Regions from separate parts of the Homo sapiens genome. Here region 2 is linked to region 1. Evidence: read pairs that join two places in POLR2A ChIA-PET (ENCODE). Cell type or tissue: endothelial cell of umbilical vein. All regions are shown on one strand. Each heading gives the region's core, and the rest is flanking DNA. Links, peaks and the distances in the headings are about the cores only. Region 1 overlaps UBA2 (ubiquitin like modifier activating enzyme 2). Region 2 overlaps WTIP (WT1 interacting protein).

The links. ChIA-PET counts read pairs that join two places held together with the same protein. Peaks named below come from ENCODE experiments on the same cell type or tissue, not always from the same donor. Only the 100,000 strongest peaks of a DNase experiment are listed, where the experiment ranks them.
Region 2: POLR2A ChIA-PET joins it to region 1 with 7 read pairs; 12 of 35 experiments call an interaction of 5 or more read pairs at or near these places.

Annotation. Positions count from the first base shown.
Region 1 is chr19:34,432,527-34,443,414 of GRCh38, forward strand. It overlaps UBA2 (ubiquitin like modifier activating enzyme 2), which reads left to right. Exons shown (of 17, transcript NM_005499.3): 4 at 822-886; 5 at 2,342-2,442; 6 at 6,119-6,240. Among named protein-coding and RNA genes, the nearest start is that of UBA2, 9.6 kb to the left of the region's middle. RefSeq lists a silencer at 5,135-5,292. In endothelial cell of umbilical vein, for the core only: no CTCF peak of the experiment used is centred there; a DNase peak (open chromatin) is centred at 4,335; H3K27ac peaks cover 737 bases.
Region 2 is chr19:34,487,251-34,498,138 of GRCh38, forward strand. WTIP (WT1 interacting protein) reads left to right here. Exons shown (of 8, transcript NM_001080436.2): 2 at 3,126-3,227; 3 at 5,787-5,854; 4 at 6,013-6,075; 5 at 6,242-6,372; 6 at 7,336-7,387; 7 at 8,453-8,521. Among named protein-coding and RNA genes, the nearest start is that of WTIP, 11 kb to the left of the region's middle. RefSeq lists an enhancer at 10,134-10,888. In endothelial cell of umbilical vein, for the core only: no CTCF peak of the experiment used is centred there; no DNase peak of the experiment used is centred there.

The DNA.
Region 1 (10,888 bases), core at 971-8,970:
CACTTTCTCAGGGCATTTGTATCTCCGGATTGTGTTTTTTTTGTGTGTGAGATAGGGTTTTGCGCTTATTGCCCAGGCTGGAGTACAGTGGCATGATCTTGGCTCACTGCAACCTCCGCCTCCTGGGTTCAAGCGATTCTCCTGTCTCAGCCTCCTGAGTAGTTGGGATTACAGGCGCACGCCACCACACTCAGCTAATTTTTGTATTTTAGTAGGCGGGGTTTCATCATGTTGGCCAGGCTGGTCTCAAACTCCCGACCTCAGGTGATCCACCCGCCTTGGCCTCCCAAAGTGCAGGGATTACAGGCGTGAGCCACTGCACCCGGCCTGTATCTCCGGCTTGTTTTTTAGTTTTTTACTCTGTGAACCTGCCTGTAGCCCTATAACCTCCTTACCCTGTGTTGCTTTCCCAGTGCTGCTAAAAACAGAGACCCTAGGGGCCTGAACCCTGCCTGATCCTGATCATGTGAGGTGAAGTCAGAGGCCAGGCAGATCCTGGGAATGTGTTCTTTATGCGTTCCCAGGCACTTGCTGCCCAAAGAAGGCCTAGTGGGACTAGTGAAGTCATGCCATCTTTCTGCCAGTTTGAGATCTTTCTCTTGTGCCCTAGCTGGCCAAAAAGGATAGGAATTTGAAGGAAATAATTTCTTTAAAATCTGCTTATGTTTGGAAAGAGTCAAACCTTACTATCTATATGACATATAATCCTGATATCAGTTTTGTTTACAGTTACTATGTTTTTTTCAGAACTGTTTATTATACTGCAAAGATCATGTGGAAGGCTAGTTATTTTGGTGACCTTTTTTTATTTTGTTTTGTAGCCCTGACTATAATGTGGAATTTTTCCGACAGTTTATACTGGTTATGAATGCTTTAGATAACAGAGGTGAGGTTATTTTAATACTTTTAATTTCTCAGTATTTCCTCTCTCCCATATCAAATTTGTTTACAAATTTAATATTTATTAGACTATTGTGATTTAGAACTTAAAAGACTTAAGAGAAATGATCGAGTTTAAAGCATGCCCATTGATTGCAGTTTTATATAGAAATGACTTATTCCAGGCGGGAATTTAGCTATCATATTCTCTGCATTTCTACCAAAAGGTATAAATAGAAGTGAAGTGAAAAGCTCTCAAAAAGTGTGACTGTGGCTCAGCACAGTGGCTCACGCCTGTAATCCCAGCACTTTGAGAGACCAAGGCAGGAGGATCACTTGAGGTCAGGAGTTCGAGACCAACCTAGTCAACATGGTGAAACCGTCTCTACCAAAAAACACAAAAATTAGCCGGTGTGGTGGCATGTGCCTGTAGTCCCAGCTTCTCCGGAGGCTGAGGTGGGAGAATCGCTTGAAGCCAGGAGGCAGAGGTTGCAGTGAGCCTAGATCACACCACTACACTCCAGCCTTGGTGACAGAGTGCGACCCTGTCTCAAAAAAAGAAAAAGTGTGACTGGAGGGTGGGGTGGGGGATGCTTGAGTGATATTCTTTGTCTGTAATTACTTCCACATGTAAAAGTATATCTACTAAGTGAGTTTACAACAAGTTGGGCCAGAAATATCTAAATAAAAAACACAAGGAAAAGTCAAAATTACGTTTATTTTTTAAGGCTTGGGGGGTCTCACTGTTGCCCAGACTAGAGTGCACTGGTGTGATCATAACTCACTGAAGCCTTCAAATGGGCTCAGGTGATACTCTTACCTCAACCTCTGCAGTAGCTACTCTGCAGACAGGTACCACCATACCCGGCTAATTTTTTTATGTTTATTTTTGTAGGGATGAAGTCTTGCTTTGTTGCCCAGGCTGGCCTCGAACTCCTGGCTTCAAGCAGTCCTCCCACCTCAGCCTCCCAGAATGCTGAGATTATGGGCATGAGCCAGTGCTCCTGGCGTGAAATTACTCTCTTAACCTGACTCATCTTTTTTCCCTAGCCTTAAACTACTTTAATAGTTCCAAGTTGATATTCCACATTCTGCCTTCATTTCTATCATGTATTATCTGCTAGTTATATTAGAATAGTGGTGAGTTTAGGAACACCTTGAAACAGTGTTTTGTGTAAGGTACAGCAATAGAAGAGAAATATGGCACGTTGGATTTTTAAGATTATGTGTTTCTGTGGGTACTTCTCCTGGAGTAAATTTGTGATATAAATTCTATTTGATATTTTGCTAAGTGAATGTCTCTTAAATGTCTGTAATTAACAGTTGTATTATTCTGGCCATAGCTATAAGAAAATTGTACAAAAAATGAAGCCAGTAAGATAGTTTTGAGTCTGTGTCATCCTAATTAAAGATAACTAATTTTTTTTTTCCCAAAAACTCATACTGTTTGTTTTACTTCCAGCTGCCCGAAACCATGTTAATAGAATGTGCCTGGCAGCTGATGTTCCTCTTATTGAAAGTGGAACAGCTGGGTATCTTGGACAAGTAACTACTATCAAAAAGGTAAAGAAAAGTTTTATTTTTTTAACTTCCCAAATATTTATTTGAGACCTTGGAGCAGGAGGAAATAAACTTTGTATTTATATAAAATGAACAGGTGAACATCCAAAATGTAAGGACTTTTATGCTTATATAAAACTTAAAATGCGGGGCCAGGTGCAGTGGCTCATACCTGTAATCCCAGCACTTCGGGAGGCCGAGGTGGGCGGATCACCTGAGGTCAGGAGTTTGAGACCAGCCTGGCAAGCATGGTGAAACCCCATCTCTACTAAAAATACAAAAATTAGCTGGACATGGTGGCCGGCGCCTGTAATCCCAGCTACTTGGGAGGCTGAGCCAGGCGAATCACTTGAACCTGAGAGGCAGAGGTTGCAGTAAGCTGAGATTGCACCACTGCCCTCCAGCCTGGGCTACAGATCAAGCCTCTGTCTCAAAAAACAAACTTAAAATGCTATAAACGTGCTCAAAAGACTATGGGCAAGGAAATCTTTCAGCTCTGCCATTTTGTTTCATTTGACTTTTGTATTAAAATCCTTAGAGTGGTAAGCATGATATACCAGGCATCAAAAATTTCTTTGTGTCGGCTGCGTGCAGTGGCTCATGCCTGTAATCCCAGCACTTTGGGAGGCTGAGGTAGGCAGATGACTTGAGGTCAGGAGTTCGAGACCAGCCTCTCCAATGTAGTGAAACCACGTCTCTACAAAAAATACAAAAATTAGCTGGGTGTGGAGGCGTGTACCTGTAATCCCAGCTAGTTGGGAGACTGAAGCATGAGAATTGCTTGAACCTCGGAGGTGGAGGTTACAGTGAGCCAAGATGGCACCACACTCCAGCCTGGGCAACAGAGTGAGACTCCATCTCAAAAAAAAAAAGCCAGGCGTGATGGCTCATGCCTGTAATCCCAGCACTTTTTGGGAACCCGAAGCGAGCGGATCACCTGAGGTCAGGATTTTGAGACCAGCCTGTCCAACATGGTGAAACCCTGTCTCTACTAAAAATACAAAAATCAGCGGGCGTGGTGGTGTGCACCTGTAATCCCAGCTACTTGGGAGGCTGAGGCAGGAGAATCCCTTGAACCGGGGAAGCGGAGGTTGCGGTGAGCTGAGATCACGCCATTGCACTCCAGCCTGGGCAACGAGCGAAACTCTGTCTCAAAAAAAAAAAAACCAAAAAATTCTGTTGTCTAAGAGTCTGGGCTTATAATGTGGAAGGGAACTTTGAAAACTTTTTAGGGGTGTATTTGTGAAGTACTTCAAACATTTAAATACAACTAGAGAATAATAGAACAAAATACCTGTGTGCTCATACCTCAGTTTTGTTTTGGTTTATTTATTTATTTGTTTATTTTTTTGAGACAGAATTTCGCTCTTGTTGCCCAGGCTGCAGTGCAGTGGCGCGATCTCAGCTCGCCGCAACCTCCGTCTCCCTGGTTCAAGCGATTCTCCTGCCTCAGTCTCCCGAGTAGCTGGGATTACAGGCGTGCGCCACCACGCCTGGCTAATTTTGTATTTTTAGTAGAGACGGGGTTTCTCTATGTTGGTCAGGCTGGTCTTCAACTCCTGACCTCAGGTGATCCACCTGCCTCGGCCTCCCAAAGTGCTGGGATTATAGGTGTGAGCCGCCATGCCTGGCACATATCTCAGTTTTTAAAACCTCAACACGGCTTCATTTGCTATTCAGATATTTTTTCTTTCAGTTCTTTTAAGAAGTTAAATATTGTAGTTACATTTGAAGAGTCGTTTTCCATGTTTTGAAACTATAGAAAGAGAATTATAATGTACTTAACATTTGCTGGTTGCGTCTAATTTTTTTTGGCAGCTTATTCATGTTAGAAATTGTGTCTTTGTTTCTTTTAACTGTTAAATGTTATTCTTGGAACCTTATTGAATACCATTCTACAAAAGACTGTTGTGTATGTCAGTGCGTATTAAGTTGTTGAATAAGTGGAGGCCTTCAGTATCTGTTGACAGATCAAGACGGAAGTTCTCTGTCTGCATTGCAGTATGAGTCTCATGACTGCTTGCCATGTGGCTACCCTCAAGAAAGCATATTGGAAGGCTGAGGGCATCAGAAATGGTGTTTCAGAGAAAACTCTAAATCTGCTGCAATTTATATTAAAACAGTATTTGAGAGTTTTGATTCTTGAACAATTAGCCTGGCTAATTTTTGCATTTTTGGTAGAGATGAGGTTTTGCCATGTTAGCCAGGCTGGTCTCAAACTCCTGACCTCAGGTGATCCGCCTGCCTTGGCCTCCCAAAGTGCTGGGATTACAGGTATGAGCCACCACGCCCGGCCAGACATTGCTTTTTATATCCTTGTTACTGTGATTCTGACACACCACTGTGTATTAAGACTGAAGGTGGCTGGGCATGGTGGCTTACGCCTGTAATCCCAGCACTTTGGGAGGCCAAGGCGGGCGGATCACCTGAGGTAAGGAGTTCGAGACCAGCCTGGCCAACATGGTGAAACCCCATCTCTACTAAAAATACAAAATTTAGCTGGGTGTGGTGGCACGCACCTGTAATCCCAGCTACTTGGGAGGCTGAGGCAAAAGAATCACTTGAACCCGGGAGGCAGAGGTTGTGGTGAGCCTAGATCACGCCATTGCACTCCAACCTGGGCAACGAGCGAAATTCCGTCTCAGACAAAAAGAAAAAAAGAAGAGACTGAGGTTAGGAATATCTGAGATAATGAAAGATGATTCATTTGATAGTTTTGAAAAGTTGTCTCAGGTGTCATGTACTTCTTCCAAGGCATAAATTCCTTAAATTGTAATTTTAAACTTGAATGTGTATCAATAAAATGGGCTGGGCGCAGTGGCTCACGCCTGTAATCCCAGCACTTTTGGGAAGCCAAGGCGGGCGAATCACATGAAGTCAGGAGTTCAAGACCAAGCTGGCCAACATGGAAAAACCCCGTCTCTACTAAAAATATGAAAATTAGCTGGGAGTGGTGGGAGATGCCTGTAATCCCAGCTCTTTGGGAGCCTGAGGCAGGAGAATTGCTTGAACCTGGGAGGCGGAGATTGCAGCCAAGATTATGCCACTGTACTCCAGCCAGGGTGACAGAGCAAGACTCCGTCTCCCCACCGCCAAAAAGAAACGTATATCAATAAAATGAAGAGTATTTGGTTTAGTAACACCTAAGATTTTTCTGTGTAGGGAGATATATCTTGAAATTAATCTTGTAGTTTACTTAATTTCAGGAGATTATAAGGATATGGCTGTATTCCCCAGACCCACTTAGTTTTGCTCAAAAAAAAAAAAAAAACACATATAAGAAAATGGCTGCGAATAATATTTAGATAACATTTACAACTTTGAGAAATAATTTCTTGGAAAGCTGCTGTTTGTCTTTCCAGTAGTTTTTCTGTTTAGTGTGATCAAGGTAAACTCATATTTGACACTCAGGTGTAGTAATTTTTATTTGGGCTTGTAAGTCATGTTCACTGAACCAGGAGTCGGCGTCCTGGCACAGCCTTAGCTATGACTGGTAGATTCAGTTAGCTTTTGTGTTAGTTTATCATAAAGTAAGCATTTTGGAGTCACTAATATTTTAAAATTTCCTTGACAACGTAAAACGTAGTTGGAATATAGATGAATGAAGTGTTTATATTACCTTATAATGTTGAGAAACTGCCATCATGGAGTAAATTTTTCTCATATCCTGACTTCATAGGGTGTGACCGAGTGTTATGAGTGTCATCCTAAGCCGACCCAGAGAACCTTTCCTGGCTGTACAATTCGTAACACACCTTCAGAACCTATACATTGCATCGTTTGGGCAAAGTACTTGTTCAAGTAAGAGTGTATATTTCTTGGCATGCTTTTCGGTACTGATGATGGAAAATGGAGTCATTTTTATTTAATTACCTTGAAGAGATTGAACTCAGGATGTTTAAATATGGTGAAGGGATGCTTTAGTAGCTTTCTTGCAGTATTTCTTAGGTTAAATGTAGCTGGCCGGGTGCGGTGGCTCACACCTGTAATCCCGGCACTTTGGGAAACTGAGGTGGTCGGATCACCTGAGCGCAGGAGTTTGAGACCAGCGTGGCCAGCATGGTGAAACACATCTCTACTAAAAATACAAAAATTAGTTGGCCGTGATGGCGAGTGCCTGTAATCCCAGCTACTCGGGAGGCTGAGGCAAGAGAATTGCTTGAACCCAGGAGGTGGAGGTTGGAGTGAGCCGAGATCGCGCCACTGCACTCCAGCTTGGCAACAGAGTGAGAATTTGTCTCAAAAAAAAAAAAAAAAAATGTGGCCATGACTGTTCAGGAAACTTAGTCTTATATTGGAGACAGCCATGTAACTAAGCGATAAAAATCTTTATATTTGGAAATGTGAACATTTACTTACAAATAACCCATTGGTTATAAAAGAAATCACAATGGAAGTTAAAAATACTCTGTACTGATAATGATGAAAATGCTATACCAGAATGTATTGAATGTGGTGGTTGGCAAAAAGTTACAGATTTACATACATGAAGAAAGGCTGAACATTAATTACTAAATCTTTACTAAGAATCCAATTTAAGTTAGAAAATGAACCACAGAATACACTTTAAGAAATGAGAATGGTGTGGGCATGGTGGCTCATGCCTCTAATCCCAGCACTGTGGGAGGGTGAGATGGGAGGATCCCTTGAGCCCAGGAGTTTGAGACCAGCCTGGGAAACATGGCAAAACCGTGTCTCTACAAAAAATAGAAAAATGAGCCAGGTGTACCTGTACTCCCAGCTACTTGGGAGGCCGAGGTAGGAGGATCAGTTGAGCCTGGGAGGTTGAGGCTGCAGTGAACCGAGATAGTGCCACTGCACTCCAGCCTGGGTGATAGTGAGATCCTGTCTTAAAATGAAGAAAGAAAGAAAAAAAGAATGAGAAGGAAGGATATTAATTGAAGTAAGAGCACATTTGATTACAAAATAGAAGAGGAGTAAGTGAGAACTAAACGGGGAATACAGATAGCAGAGATTAAATAGGCTATAAGAAAAAAAAGGGATGATAATAAGACCATGGTAGTACATAAAAAATTTAAATGATCTGGGTAAATACATTTTTAAAAACTTACTAAGTGCCCAGTGCGGTGGCTCAGGCCTGCAATCCCAGCACTTTGGGAGGCTGAGGTGGGTGGGTCACTTGAGGCCAGGAGTTTGAGAACAGCCTGGCCAACATGGCGAAACCCCGTCTCTACTATAAATACAAAAATTAACCAGGCGTGGTGGTGGGCATCTGTAGTCCCAGCTACTTGGGAGACTGAGCCATGAGAATCACTTGAACCCAGTGGGTGGAGATTGGGCCACTGCACTCCAGCCTGGGGGACAGCATGAGATGATGTTTCAAAAAAAAAAAAAAAATGAAAGGAAAATAGAATGCCTGAATTTAGCAGTATACCTTAGAGCAATGTAAGTAGTTTAAATTATTCTAAATAATGCACCGAACCTATGTTATTTTTACAGATTCATTTCACAAAACTTGCAAGGAGTATATTGTAATATTAGCTAAACTCTCCCTGAGAAATTTTTAAAAGGGAATACTACTTAGCTTGTGTTATTAGGCTAGCAATGTCTTTGATAGCAAAACCTGTCAAGGCCATTATGGCATAAGAAACAATTGCTAGTCAGTCTCACACCTAAATAATAGATGCAAAAATCCTATGTAAAATATTAGCATATCCTGGGAATGGGCGCAGTGTATCATGCCTGTAATCTCAGCACTTGGAAGCTGAAGCGGGTGGATCACCTGAGGTCAGGAGTTCAAGACCAACTTGGCCAATATGGCGAAATCCTGTCTCTATTAAAAATACAAAATTAGCCGGACATGGTGGTGGGCGCCTATAATCCCAGCTACTTGGGAGGCTGAGGCAGGAGAATTGCTTGAACCCGGGAGGTGGAGGCTGCAGTGAGCCGAGATCGCTCTGCTGCGCTCCAGCCTGGGCAACAGAGCAAGACTCCATCTCAAAAAAAAAAAAAAAAAAATTACCATATGGATCTAGAATCATATAAAATAAAAAGTGTGTCTTGACCACGTGTCTATTCAGGAATACAAGCATGGTTTAAACTAGAAAATCTGTAAATGTCATTCACTCATTAGGAAATTAAAGATAAACTATATAGTTTTCATAGATACAGAGAAAGCATTTGGTAAAATTTAGCAAATGGCCTTTCATGATGAAAGTTTCTACTAAAACAGAATAAAAACTTACTAGGCCGGGCGAGGTGGCTCACGCCTGTAATCCCAGCACTTTGGGAGGCTGAGGCGAGCGGATCACGAGGTCAGGAGATCGAGACCATCCTGGCTAACACGGTGAAACCCCATCTCTACTACAAATAAAAAAAATTAGCCGGATGTGGTGGTGGGTGCCTGTAGTCCCAGCTGCTCAGGAGGCTGAGGCAGGAGAATGGCGTGAACCCGGGAGGCGGAGGTTGCAGTGAGCTGAGATTGCACCACTGCACTCCAGCCTGGGCGACAGAGCGATACTCCGTCTCAAAAAAATAAAAAATAAATAAATAGATAAAATTAAAAATAAAAAAACTTCTTACTAAAATGAGAATGTTCTCAACCCGATAAAGGGTATTTTGTAGAAACCTTCAGCAAACATTGTCTTTAATTTTTGCACTCAGAAAAGTATACATAACAGTGTCAACTTGATAAATGTTCACAAAAACTACACTTGGAAGCTTTATTTATTTGGCAAACATTTTTTTTCTTTGGGAGGCTGAGGTGGGTGAATCACTTGAGGCCAGGAGTTTGAGAACTGCCTGGGCAACATGGCGAAACCCTGTCTCTACTAAAAATACAAAAATTAGTGGGGTGTGGTGGCACACGCCTGTAGTCCCACCTACTCGGGAGGCTGAGCCATGAGAGCCGCTTGAACCTGGGAGGCGGAGGTTGAAGTGAATGGAGATCATGCTACTGCACTCCAACCTGGGGGACAGAGCGAGACTGTGTCTCAGAAAAAGACAAAAAAAAAAAAAAGATAATGTGGCCAGGTGCAGTGACACACACCTGTAATCCCGGCTCTTTAGGAGGCCAAGGCAGGAGGATTGCTTGAGCCCAGCAGTTTGAGAGCAGTGTGGGCAACATAGTGAAACCCCATCACTACAAAAAATTTAAAAATTAGCAAGGCATGGTGGCACATGCCTGTGGTCCCAGCTACTTGGGAGGCTGAGGTGAGAGGATCACTTGAGCCTAGGAGGTCGAGGCTGCAGTGAGCTGTGATCACACCACTGCACACTAGCCTTGGGGACAGTAAGACCCTGTCACACACACAAAAAAGATAATCTGGCAAAATTAATATGAGCAGCATTTTTCACTCGAAGGGAAACCTAAATAAGCAATAAGCAAGTTATGTTTTAATCATAAGACTTACTTGGAAAATTAAGTATAAGACCATAGTAAGCTACAGATGCTTCTCAGATACTTCCCGATAAACTCATCATAAATAAAAAATACCATTAAGTAAAAAATGATGCTTTTTTTGTTGTTGTTTTTTTGAGATGGAGTTTCGCTCTTGTTGCCCAGGCTGGAGTGCAGTGCAACTGCAATCTCTGCCTCCTGGGTTCAAGCGATTCTCCTGCTCAGCCTCTCGAGTGGCTGGGATTACAGGCGTCTGCCACCACGCCCAGCTAATATTTGTATTTTAGTAGATACAGGGTTTCACCTTGTTGGCCAGGCTGGTCTCAAACTCCTGACTTCGGTTGATCCACCCGCCTCGGCCTCCCAAAGTGTTGGGATTACACATGTGAGCCACCACGCCCAGCCAAAAATGCATTTTAATATAACCTCAATAAACCTGTTGTAAAGGTGAAAAATCATTGGTGGACCATTTTAAATTAGCGGCTGTCTACTATTTTGCACTCACTAGTTGGCAAAGCGTTAATTTTAGGAAGTGTTAACATGCCATTGTTGGGAGTGACTATCAGAGCTTTGAAATTATAGTTGGGTGGGGGGTTGTACAAAGGATTTCTGTAAGATAACTTTCATTAATCATATACTTGAGGAAATACTGGAAACTTTTATATCCATGAGTTATTAAACAGTTTTTAGGATAACTTTATTAATAAAAGAGAATCTCAGCTTAATACTTTCAAATTGTTTGTTAACACTCTGTTCAGCAGTAAAGAGCCATTCTACCATGAAAAAAAGTTAATCTTGTTCATTGCTGAATTTCTATCCCCTAGATGGGGACTCTGCACCTGAGGTATATAATAATGTTTGTTGAACAGGTAGCTGCAGGTGTAAACACAAACATTATTCTGGTGTTAGAATGTTATCCAGGTTGTAAGTGAAAACCACTCACCTGTTTCTTGAGCAGAGGTTTTAACATTGAAATGTGCAGAGCCTCGCTGATAGGAATGGATGTAGGTCTGCTAAAATTTAACCTTGCTTACATTGCTGTTGAAATTGGGATGCAAGCTGTCCAAGCACATTGTGTTAAACTTTTAA
Region 2 (10,888 bases), core at 1,906-9,905, 56 kb after region 1:
ACCACCACGCCCGGCTAATTTTTATATTTTTAGTAGAGATGAGGTTTCACCATGTTGGCCAGGCTGGTCTCAAACTCCTGGCCTCAAGTGATCAACCCTCCTCGGCCTCCGAAAGTGTTGGGATTACAGGCGTGAGCCACTGCGCCTGGCCCCTGCCTGGTTCTGAAGGCATCTGAACTGGCTTTCTCTGCCCAGTGGTAAAGTGAGGCATGGGAGGCCCTGGGCAGAGCAGGGGGTACCCAGGAAAGCAGGAAGGGAGATGAAGACCCAGAAAGCTGGGTGCAGGCTGCATCCTAGAAACCAGAGAGGAAGAGGTGGGCCACCCGATAGCAAGATCAGAATGGAAAGTCCATAGATGGGGACGGCTAGGAGATGACCAAGTGTGGGCCATGTTCTCTTTGTTGACTGAGGAAAGGCGGGGAATGGGGCGGCTGGTGGAGGAGGGAGAGGAGGTTATTTAAGGAGAGAGATGAAAGGAGAAAGCAAGAAGGTCGGGGGAGGGCAGCATGGCCTGGAGCTGGCAGAAGATTTACGGTCCAGAGGGCAGGTGGAGGCCATCTTCATGCCCTGTGTGGCATGGGAGGCCCTGGGTGACCCTGTAAAGGGGACACGAGATGTATGGGCTACTTGCCTACTGTCTGGGTTTCCAGGAGGGCTGGCCAGGGAGTGCCCTGAGGCTAGAGCCAGGCTTGGCCCTGGCGTTGCTGGTCACCCCTCTCCTTTCCACCTTCCCCGCTGCATGCTGAGTACACAGGTGTGGTCCCTGATTCCATCCACTGATCATAGGCACCTGCACAGCAGCGACCCTCATGTCTGTCTGCTTCCTTTTTTTTTTTTTTCTTTGAGACGGAGTCTTACTCTGTCGGCCAGGCTGGAGTGCAGTGGCGGGATCTTAGCTCACTGCAACCTCCGCCCCCCAGGTTCAAGTGATTCTGCTGCCTCAGCCTCCCAAGTAGCTGGAATTACAGGTGCCTGCCACCTCGCCTGGCTAATTTTTGTATCTTTAGTAGAGATGGTGTTTCACTATCATGGCCAGGCTGGTCTTGAACTCCTGACCTCCTGATCCACCCACCTCGGCCTCCCAAAGTGCTGAGATTACAGGCGTGAGCCATTGTGCCTGGCCTCTTCTTTTTTTGGAGACATCTCACTCTGTTACCCAGGCCGGAGTGCAGTGACATGATCATAGCTCATTGCAGCCTCAAACTCCCAGGCTTAAGTGATCCTCCTGCCTCAGACTCCTGAGTAACTGGGACCACAGGTGCATGCCACCATGCCTGGATATTTTTAAAAATTTTTGTAGAGATGAGGGTCTCGCTGTGTTTCCCAGGCTAGTCTGGAACTCTTCGGCTCAAGTGATCCTCCCACTTCGGCCTCCCAAAGTGCTGGGATTACAGGCATGAGCCACTGCACCCAGCCCGCTTCCTTATTTCCTTCAGGCCTTTGCTCAAGTATCACCTGGTGAGTGAGGCTTCTGTGAATACCTGGTTTAAAAATCACACATCCTTGGCCGGGCATAGCAGTACCTGCCTGTGGACCCAGCTTCTTGGGAGGCCGAGGTGGGAGGATTGCTTGAGCCCAGGATGTCAAGGCTGCAGTGAGCTATGATTACACCACTGGACTCCAGCCTGGGCAACAGAGCGAGACTCTCCTAAAAAAAAAAAAAAAGGCCGGGAGCAGTGGCTCACACCTGTAATCCCAGCACTTTGGGAGGCCAAAGTGGGTGAATCACCTGAGGTCAGGAATCCATGACCAGCCTGGCCAACATGGTGAAACCCTATCTCTACTAAAAATACAAAAAATTAGCCAGGTGTGGTGGCACATGCCTGTAATCCCAGCTACTCGGGAGGCTGAGGCAGGAGAATCTCTTGAACCTGGGTGGTGGAGGTTGCAGTGAGTCGAGATCACGCCACTGCACTCCAACCTGGGCGACAGAGCGAGACTCTATCTAAAAAAAAAAAAAAAAAAAAAAAATCCTGCATCTAACGCCGTAGCACTCGTCTCTGCCTGACGTTATTTGACTGCTGTTCTCTGCCACCTTCCACTCGATGCAAGCTTCTTGAAGGTGGGGACCTGGGTGCATTGCAGACTGAGTGGTGCCTGACCTTAGGGGCATGTGACTCATCTGTGTGCTGACTGACCAAGAGAATAAGTGGACCCTGGCATACAGAGGAGGACAGAGTGGGTACAGAGGAGGACAGAGTGGGTACAGAGGAGGACAGAGTGGCTGCAGAGGGGTGGTGACTGCCCCTGAGTGCCCATGTGGTCTTCATTCTTTGTGTCTGGGTCACAAAACATGTTGAAGAACAGGATTTGGTTCACAAACAGCATGAAGGATTTTCCCTCAGTCCAAGAGCAGGCCATGGATGAAAGGGCTTAAAGCAACTGTCTTGGTATAAAGATACCATGATAGGCTGGGTGTGGTGACTCCACGCCTGTAATTGCAGCACTTGGGGAAGCCCAGGCAGGAGGATTGTTTGAGCCCACCCTGGGCAACTGGGCAACACAGCAATACCCTGTCTCTACAAAAGAAAAAATCAGCCGTGCGTGATGGCATGTGCCAGAAGTCCTAGCTACTTGGGAGGCTGAGGCTGGAGGATCGCTTGAGCCTAGGAGGTTGAGGCTGCAGTGAGCTGTGATTGCACCACTGCACTCCAGCCTGTGGGACAGAGCGAGATCCTGTCTCTCTCCCAAAAAAAACCTAAAAGTGGTTGGGTGCAGTGGCTCATGCCTGTAATGCCAGCACTTTGGGAGGCCAAGGCAGGAGGATCGCTTTAACCCAGGAGTTTGAAACCAGCCTGGGCAACATAGTGAGACTCTGTCCCTATTTATAAATCAAAAACCAAAAGAATCTATCAGAACAGTTGTGATGGACAGCTTTGATTAGCTCCGACTCTGCCCTGGGTGCTCGGCCAAGCCCTTGAATCCTCAGACAGCAGCAGCGGCAATCCCTGGGTCGTGGCCACCCTGATGGTGCCCATGTTGGTCATCAGTAATCGAGTGATGTTGGCCTAGGAAAGTTAGCATCCCCCAGGTCAAGCGGGTGGGCGGTGTCAAGACGGGGAGTCCGTCGGTGTGGCATAGGCTGTGGCGCTAACCCCTGCTCTCTCCTGCCTCTCCTCTCCTAGGCATTTGCATCAAGTGTGGGCTTGGCATCTACGGAGCCCAGCAGGCGTGCCAGGCAATGGGGAGTCTTTATCACACTGACTGCTTCACCTGCGACTCGTGTGGTAGGTAACCTCGTGCCCTGGGTAGCTCTGTGAAGGGGACCTGCCACATCATCCCCATTCCCCTCAAACTGCCTTGCCCCTGAGTCCAGGCAGATGGACCACCTGGCTCTGGCCCAGGCTGGGCTGTGGAGGACTCTGTCTGGGGAGGAGGCATGGGGCCCCTGAGGAGCCTTTTGCTGGCTGTAGGACAGGGCTGCCCCCTGGTCGTCAGCTGTGGATCCTCTGTGCCACGCAGGGCACTAATGCGCTCATGTCACCCAGCTGCCTGGGAGCAGCGTCAGAAGCCCATGAAGGACCTTCTGCCTGTCTGGACATACGACTAATATTTCTTTTTCCTGCTATCTATTTTTGTTGTTGTTGTTGAGACAGAGTCTTAATCTGTTGCCCACGCTGGAGTGCAGTGGAATGATCTCGGCTCACTGCAGCCTCTGCCTCCCGGTTTCAAGAGATTCTCCTGCCTCAGCCTCCCAAGTAGCTGGGATTATAGGCACACGTGCCACCACGCTCGGCTAATTTTTTTTTTTTTTTTAGGTAGAGATGGGGTTTTACCATGTTGGCCAGGCTGGTCTCAAACTCTTGAGCTCAAGTGATCCGCCTGCCTCGGCCTCTCAAAGTGCTGGGAGTACAGGTGTGAGCCACTGCGCCTGGCCTACAATTTATTTTTGATCATAATTTTACACCCAACATAAACTATAAGTGTTATAGTTTAACCTAGACAAAGTTATAAAAAGAAAAAAGGAACTATAATCCAACCACCCTAATAAATATCCACTCTTGGTTTGCCCACTGTTCTTCCAGACCTTGCCTTAATCAGACATCTTTTATGTATTTGCACGTTTTTTAATTTTAATTTTATATTTTTTTTTTGAGACAGTCTCGCTCTATTGCCAGACTGGAGTGTAGTGGTGTGATCTCAGCTCACTGCAACCTCCGTCTCCCTGGTTCAAGCGATTCTTCTGCCTCAGCCTCCCGAGTAGCTGGGATTACAGGCACACGCCACCACTCCCAGCTAATTTTTGTATTTTTTTAGTGAGATGGGATTTCACCATGTGGCCAGGATGGTCTCGATCTCCTGACTTTGTGATCCGCCTGCCTTGGCCTCCCACAGTGCTGGGATTATAGGTGTGAGTCACCTTGCCCGGTAAAATACCCTAGAAACTTCTATCTTGTACCCCCACTTGTTTTTTGAGACAGAGTCTCGCTCTCCCCGAGGCTGGAGTGCAGTGGCGAGATCTCGGCTCACTGCCACCTCCGTGTCCCAGTTTCAAGTGATTCGCCTGCCTCAGCCTCCCGAGTAGCTGGGACTATAGGCGCGCAACACCACGCCCGGCTAATTTTTTGTATTTTTAGTAGAGATGTGGTTTCATAGTGTTAGTCAGGATGGTCTCGATCTCCTGACCTCGTGATCCATCTGCCTTGGCCTCCCAAAGTGCTGGGATTACAGGCGTGAGCCACCGCGCCTGGCCCTATCTTGCCCTTTTTCAGTTGATCCCTGTATGTCCCCCATCACATTTGCCCAACTGGTATTCTGATTTCTACCACTGTAGAAAAGTTTTGTCCATTCTAGAACTTAACATAAATGCATTCCTATAGTGCATACTCTTTAATGGCTGATCTTGTGTTCAATGTCTTTTTTTTTTTTTTTTTTTTTAAGAAGCAGGGTCTTATGTCTTCATCCAGGCTGAAGTGCAGTGGCCCAATCACGGCTCACTGCAGCCTTGACTTCCTGGGCCCAAGTGATCTTCCTGCCTCAGCCCCACAATGAGTAGTGGGACTACAGACACGTACCACCACGACTGGCTAATTTTTTTTTTTTTCCTAGAGACAGGGTCTTGCTATGTTGCCCAGGCTGGTCTTGAACTCCTGGGCTCAAGCGATGCTCCTGCCTCAGCCTCCCAGGAGGCTGGGAGGCTGAGGCAGGAGGATCACTTGAGCTTGGGAGGTTGAGGCTGCAGTGAGCCATGATTGTGCCATTGCACTCCAGCCTAGGTGACAGAGCGAGACCCTGTCTTAAAAAAAAAAATACCAGCCTGGCCAACATAGTGAAGCCCCATCTCTACTAAAAATACAAAAATTAGCCAGGCACCTGTAGTCCCAGCTACTTGGGAGGGTGAGGCAGGAGAATCGCTTGAACCCGGGAGTCAGAGGTTGCAGTGAGCCAAGATCACGCCACTGCACTCCAGCCTGGGCGACACAGTGATACTCTGTATCAAAAAAAAAAAAAAAAAAAGATTCATTCCCGAAAATTTGCTGTGAATTCAACTGATCTTCAAGTGAATGTGTTTATTAACCAACACATGTATTTACATGAGCAAAATATTTATTCATATATTTGTTTTGGCAACCTTTTTAAATAACTCTGTCGACAATGTGTTCTGTTTAATTTTTTTCTGAAATTTTGTTATTATAACAATAACAACATAATATTAAAGGGAAATTTAGAAAACCACCCATAACCCAGTGTCTCATCTGTTGGAGGAGGGTGCTGAGAGCTGGAAGCACGGCTCCATCCCTGGTCCCCAGCGTTCCAGGGACCCCTCTCAACCCTCACCCTTGCAGGGAGACGACTCCGTGGGAAGGCGTTCTACAACGTGGGTGAGAAAGTGTACTGCCAGGAGGACTTCCTGGTGAGTCCAAGCTGTGCCCTGGCAGTGCCAGGGGTGGGAGGTGGGGCAGGGACCCTCATTCTGACTCGAGTGGAGACCTGAGGCCAGGAGGCAGGTGCTAGCTGGGCCGCGAGTGCCCCTTTGTCACACAATGTCCTGGATCCTGTGTCCCCTCCCAGTACTCCGGGTTCCAGCAGACGGCCGACAAATGCAGCGTGTGTGGACATCTCATCATGGAAATGGTGAGCCCCTGCCCCAGCCTCCTGGAGCCCCTCTGACGTGGGTGGAGTCTGAGGACTCTACCGTCTCCCCTGCTCCAGACCTGCCAGGGGTTCAGGGCCAGAGCCTCTCCCAGGGCGGTGCTGAGCCTCCTGCCCGCGCTGACCCCTCAGTGTGCCCCGCCCACAGATCCTGCAGGCCCTGGGCAAGTCCTACCACCCAGGCTGCTTCCGGTGCTCCGTGTGCAATGAGTGCCTGGACGGGGTTCCCTTCACCGTGGACGTGGAGAACAACATCTACTGCGTGCGAGACTATCACACGTGAGTTGCTGGTGCTGTGGAGCAGGCGGGACTCGGGCCGTCCTCCCTGGCTCCTCTGGAAGCATTTTTTTCCTGCTGGACTGACTGCCCTTTGTTCTTGGCCTTTTGCCTTCCGCCTCCCCTTGTACACCTGGGCTTGGGGCAGGCATGTGTCTCTGCCTGCATCCCCTCTCCTGGTGGTCCGGCCACCAGCTGTCTTTTGCCTCTTCTCTCCCTATCGTGGCCTGCATGCTTCTCTACTCCTGGCACAGGGGACCCTCCTGGCTGCAGTACCCACCATCTTTCCCCCTCCTCCCCTCCATCCCCTGCCAGGCCAGGCCTCTTTCAGCTGGGGCAGGGGCTTGGGATCTCTGCAGCCCCCTTCTCCTGCCTGTCTGATCCCTGATCTGTTTCCTCCTACCGTGACTCCAGGTTTATTCCTGGGAGCTCTGGTTCTGAGCAGGGCCTTCCGTGGGATTGGAGTCCTGGGCAGAGGTCCCTGGTACTCAGGGTGAAGCCAGGTCTCACAGTGGTCCTAGCTAGTGGTGTCCCAGACCTGGACATTAAGAACTCACAGGAAACATGGGGGCAGATGGCAGAGCAGAACCTGAAGGCATCCTGGAGGAGGTGATTGGGTGGAGATGAAATGAGCAGTCAGATAAGAGGCCAGGGCCGGGCATGGTGGCTCATGCCTGTAATCCCAGCACTTTGGGAGGTCGAGGTGGGTGGATCGCTTGAACCCAGGAATTTGAGACCAGCCTGGGCAACATAGTGAGACCCCATTTCTATTAAAAAAAAAAAAAGAAGAGGCCAGTACAGGAAGGCATGGCAGAAGCTGTTCCCTGTCTGCCCCGAGGTGTGCACACAGGGAGAGAGGGCCTGATACTTGGGCTACGTCAGTGGGTTCCTGTGGGTGCCCCTGTGCTTGTGCCCTTGGCCTCTGGTCACTCAGCTGATCACTTCTGGTTTCCTTTATTTCTCTAGGGTTTTTGCACCAAAATGCGCCTCCTGTGCCCGTCCTATCCTCCCTGCACAGGTAGGAGCCACTCACCCAGAGATGATCAGGTGCCTGGCCCAGCCGGCTGCTGTCCTGTCTAGCCTGGGTCTAGCCCAGGTCTTGGGCGACAGTGGGAGGGATGAGCAGGTGCTTCTCCGCAGATCTTTCAGGGCTGAGGGATGTGTGTTGTGCTTGTGTACGTGGGGTACAGCTGTCCCCTGGCACAAGGTCGAGGGAAGTGGTGGCCCCTGCCGCTCAGCTGCCCCACTGCCAGCCTCTGCTCCATTCTCCATTGATGGAAGGGCCGTTCCCTGGGTCTTCTCAGCTCTGCAGGCTGAGGTGGGGGTGCTGGGGGAGCAGATGAGAGATGGACGTGGTCTGTGCGGGAGCCACCCATGGGTGCTACAGCTCTCCTGGCCTGGGGTCTTCCCACAGTGCTGGCTCTGTCCCAGGCTGGTGTGCCTGGCAAAGCAGAACTGGCAGTGCCCTTTTGAGACTCCAAGGAAGTGAAAACAGGCCGGGCACAGGGGCCCACGCCTGTAATCCCAGCACTTTGGGAGGCCAAGGTGGGATGATTGCTTGAAGCCAGGAGTTTGAGACCAGCCTGGGCCGCCTAGTGAGACCCCATTTCTACAAAAAAAATAAAAAATTAGCTGGGTGTGGTTGTGCATGCCTGTAGTCCCAGCTACTTGGGAGGCTAAGGCAGGAGGATTGCTTGAGCCCAGGAGTTTGAGGCCGCAGTGAGCTGTGATTGCACCACTGCACTCCAGCATGGGCAACAGAGAGAGACCCTGTCTCTTAAAAAAAAAAAGGATCAGTGAGGTGAAAATAATGTCCACATCCATTGACAAACACGTGACACTCTTGTGGGCCTTTGTGCGTACTGTGGGCTGTGATCGTGGAGGACGCCTAAGGCCCGCATGTGTCTGTGTGTGTGCACCTGCTGGAGCCTGTCCCGCCCCACAGAAGCAGCGTGGCAGTGCTCCCCGGGGCGGGCGTGCACCTCCGCCGGGACAGGAGCGTGGTGTGTGGGAGTGTACACTCACGCAGTTTGCCTCCAGTCCCCACATGCTCATCGTGTGTGAACTCCTTCTCTTCCTCCAGGGCTGCGAGACAACCATCCGTGTGGTGTCCATGGACAGAGACTACCACGTGGCATGTTACCACTGTGAGGTGAGCCTGGGCCCACAGGAGGCTGGCAGCTGGGGCAGGCCTCCTCCCACAGGGCTCTCCTCTCTGGGTGTTCTGTGGGCTTACCTTATCAAAATTTTAGTTTTGCCAGGCTCGGTGGTTCATGCCTGTAATCCCAGCACTTTGGGAGGCTGAGGAGGGTGGATCACCTGAGGTCAGGAGTTCGAGACCAGCCTGGCCAACATGGTGAAACCCCGTCTCTACTAAAAATACAAAAATTAGCCAGGCGTGGTGGCGGGCACCTGTAGTCCCAGCTACTCAGGAGGCTGAGGTAGGAGAATCGCTTGAACCTGGGAGGCAGAGGTTGCAGTGAGCCGAGATTGTGCCATTGCACTCCAGCCTGGGCAACAAGAGTGAGACTCTGTCTCAAAAAAAATTTTTTTTTAAAATTTTTATTTATTAGAGACAAGATCTCACTCTTGCTCAGACTGGAGTGCAGTGGCACGATTATAGCTCACTGGAGCCTCAACCTCCTGGCTCAAGCTATCTTCTTATCTCAACCTCCTGAGTAGCTATCACCACAGGCTCGCGCCGCCACATTCAGCTAATTTTGTTAATTTTAGTAGAGATGGGGTTTCATCATGTTACCCAGGCTGGTCTTGAACTCCTGGGCTCAAGCGATCCACCTGCCTTGGCCTCCCAAAGTGCTGGGACTGCAACGTGAGTCACCGCGCCAGCCTCACCTATTTTATGGCGTCTACCCCATTCTACCTGTCCTTTTCCTGCCCCGCAGAGAGTGCACTGGGGGAGGGAGTGAAGGCAGGTGCTCCCTGAGCAGCTGGAGGAGTCAGGGTTGGGGGCCTGGGTTCACAGAGGTGGGCTGAGTTGAGTGATGGTTAGGCCGTAGAAAGGACTGGATTTGGCAAGTGTCTGGATGTGGGGGGTTGGGGGTTGGGGGTTGGGAGGTGTTCATGAGAACCCCAGCAAAGAGTGAGGGCAGGGGGAAGAGGGGATGGGATGCTCTCATTTTTGGTAGCTGGAGATGTCCAGTAGACCTGTAAGTGGGCGGGGGTTCAGCGACCCTGCCGACAGCTGTGGGAATTTGGGGTCACTGGCGTGTGGCGCTCTCTTCTCTGAATCTTTTTTTTTGTTGAGATGAGTCTCACTCCGTTGCCCAGGCTGCAGTGCAGTGGCACTATCTCAGCTCACTGCAAGCTCCGCCTCCTGGGTTCAAGCAATTCTCCTGCCTCAGCCTCCTGAGTAGCTGGGACTACAGGCACCCACCACCACACCCGGCTAGTTTTTGTGTTTTTAGTAGTGACAGGGTTTCACCATGTTGGCTGGGCTGGTCTCAAACTCCTGACTTCAAGTGATCCACCCGCCTTGGCCTCCCAAAGTGCTAGGATTACAGGCTTGAGCCACCACACCAGGCCTTCTTTTCTGAATCTTGGCCCTGGGAATTCCAGTTGCCTTGGCCTCCCCAGATTCTCAACTCAAGGAGACCACGGGGCTCCCCTGGGCAGCTGGAGCAGTCTCCAGGCAGTCAGTCGGGTGTTGTGGGGTACACTTCTCAGATTTCCCCTCTCTGAGAGATGATGGGCCTCCCTGGTCTGTTGTCCGGGGTCTGAGAGTCACTGTCATCTGTTTAGCCTGTTGCTCTCGTTGTTAAAGGTGGGAGGGGAAATCCAATTTCTCTTCCTCCGTTCTGGCGGGAAGCAAGGGTCCCATGATGGACACAGGGACGGCAGCTGAAGCCAGGGAGCAAGTGAGGTCTTCCAGGATGAGTTGGAAAAGAAGGAGTGGGGGTCAGGATAGCTCAGGGAGCACTGTCATTTAAGGACACACACAGGCGAAGTGGCCACAAAGGGAGACTGAGGAGGCCTGGGCAGGAGAACCAGGAGGCTGCCGGCGACCGCGCCCCAGCAAGAGCAGAGCAAGTGGCGGTGGGGAATCTGCAGTAGCAATCAGGGATCCCTTGGGTGACAAGGTCTCCTGGGTGCAGGCGAGTGGCCCCATGGGAGCACCGATTGTGTCAGGGTACCCAGGAGGGAGGACAAGGAGCAGGGATGGTCTGCAGAGGGGCCAGGGCTCCCCTCCAGCCCTAACAGGACCTCCGCGTCCCTCCACTTGCTGGGCCGTCCTGTGGACTGTGCGGTCCCCTGCAGATTGTCCAGTACCGAGGGCAGCAAAAGGTTGACGCTGAGAGTGAGAGCGGGGCAGGCGGCTGGTGGTGGTGCTGTGCTGCCGCGAGGCTGTTGGATGGGGACTGATACCTCCGGGACCCCGCACTCCTCCCTGGCCTGGTGTGCAGCGGTCGGTAGCAGGGCCCAGCCAGTGGCCTGTGGTGGGACAGACAGGAGACCAGGGAAAGGAGTGATGTGGTGTCACTGCAGCAGCCCAGCTCCCTTC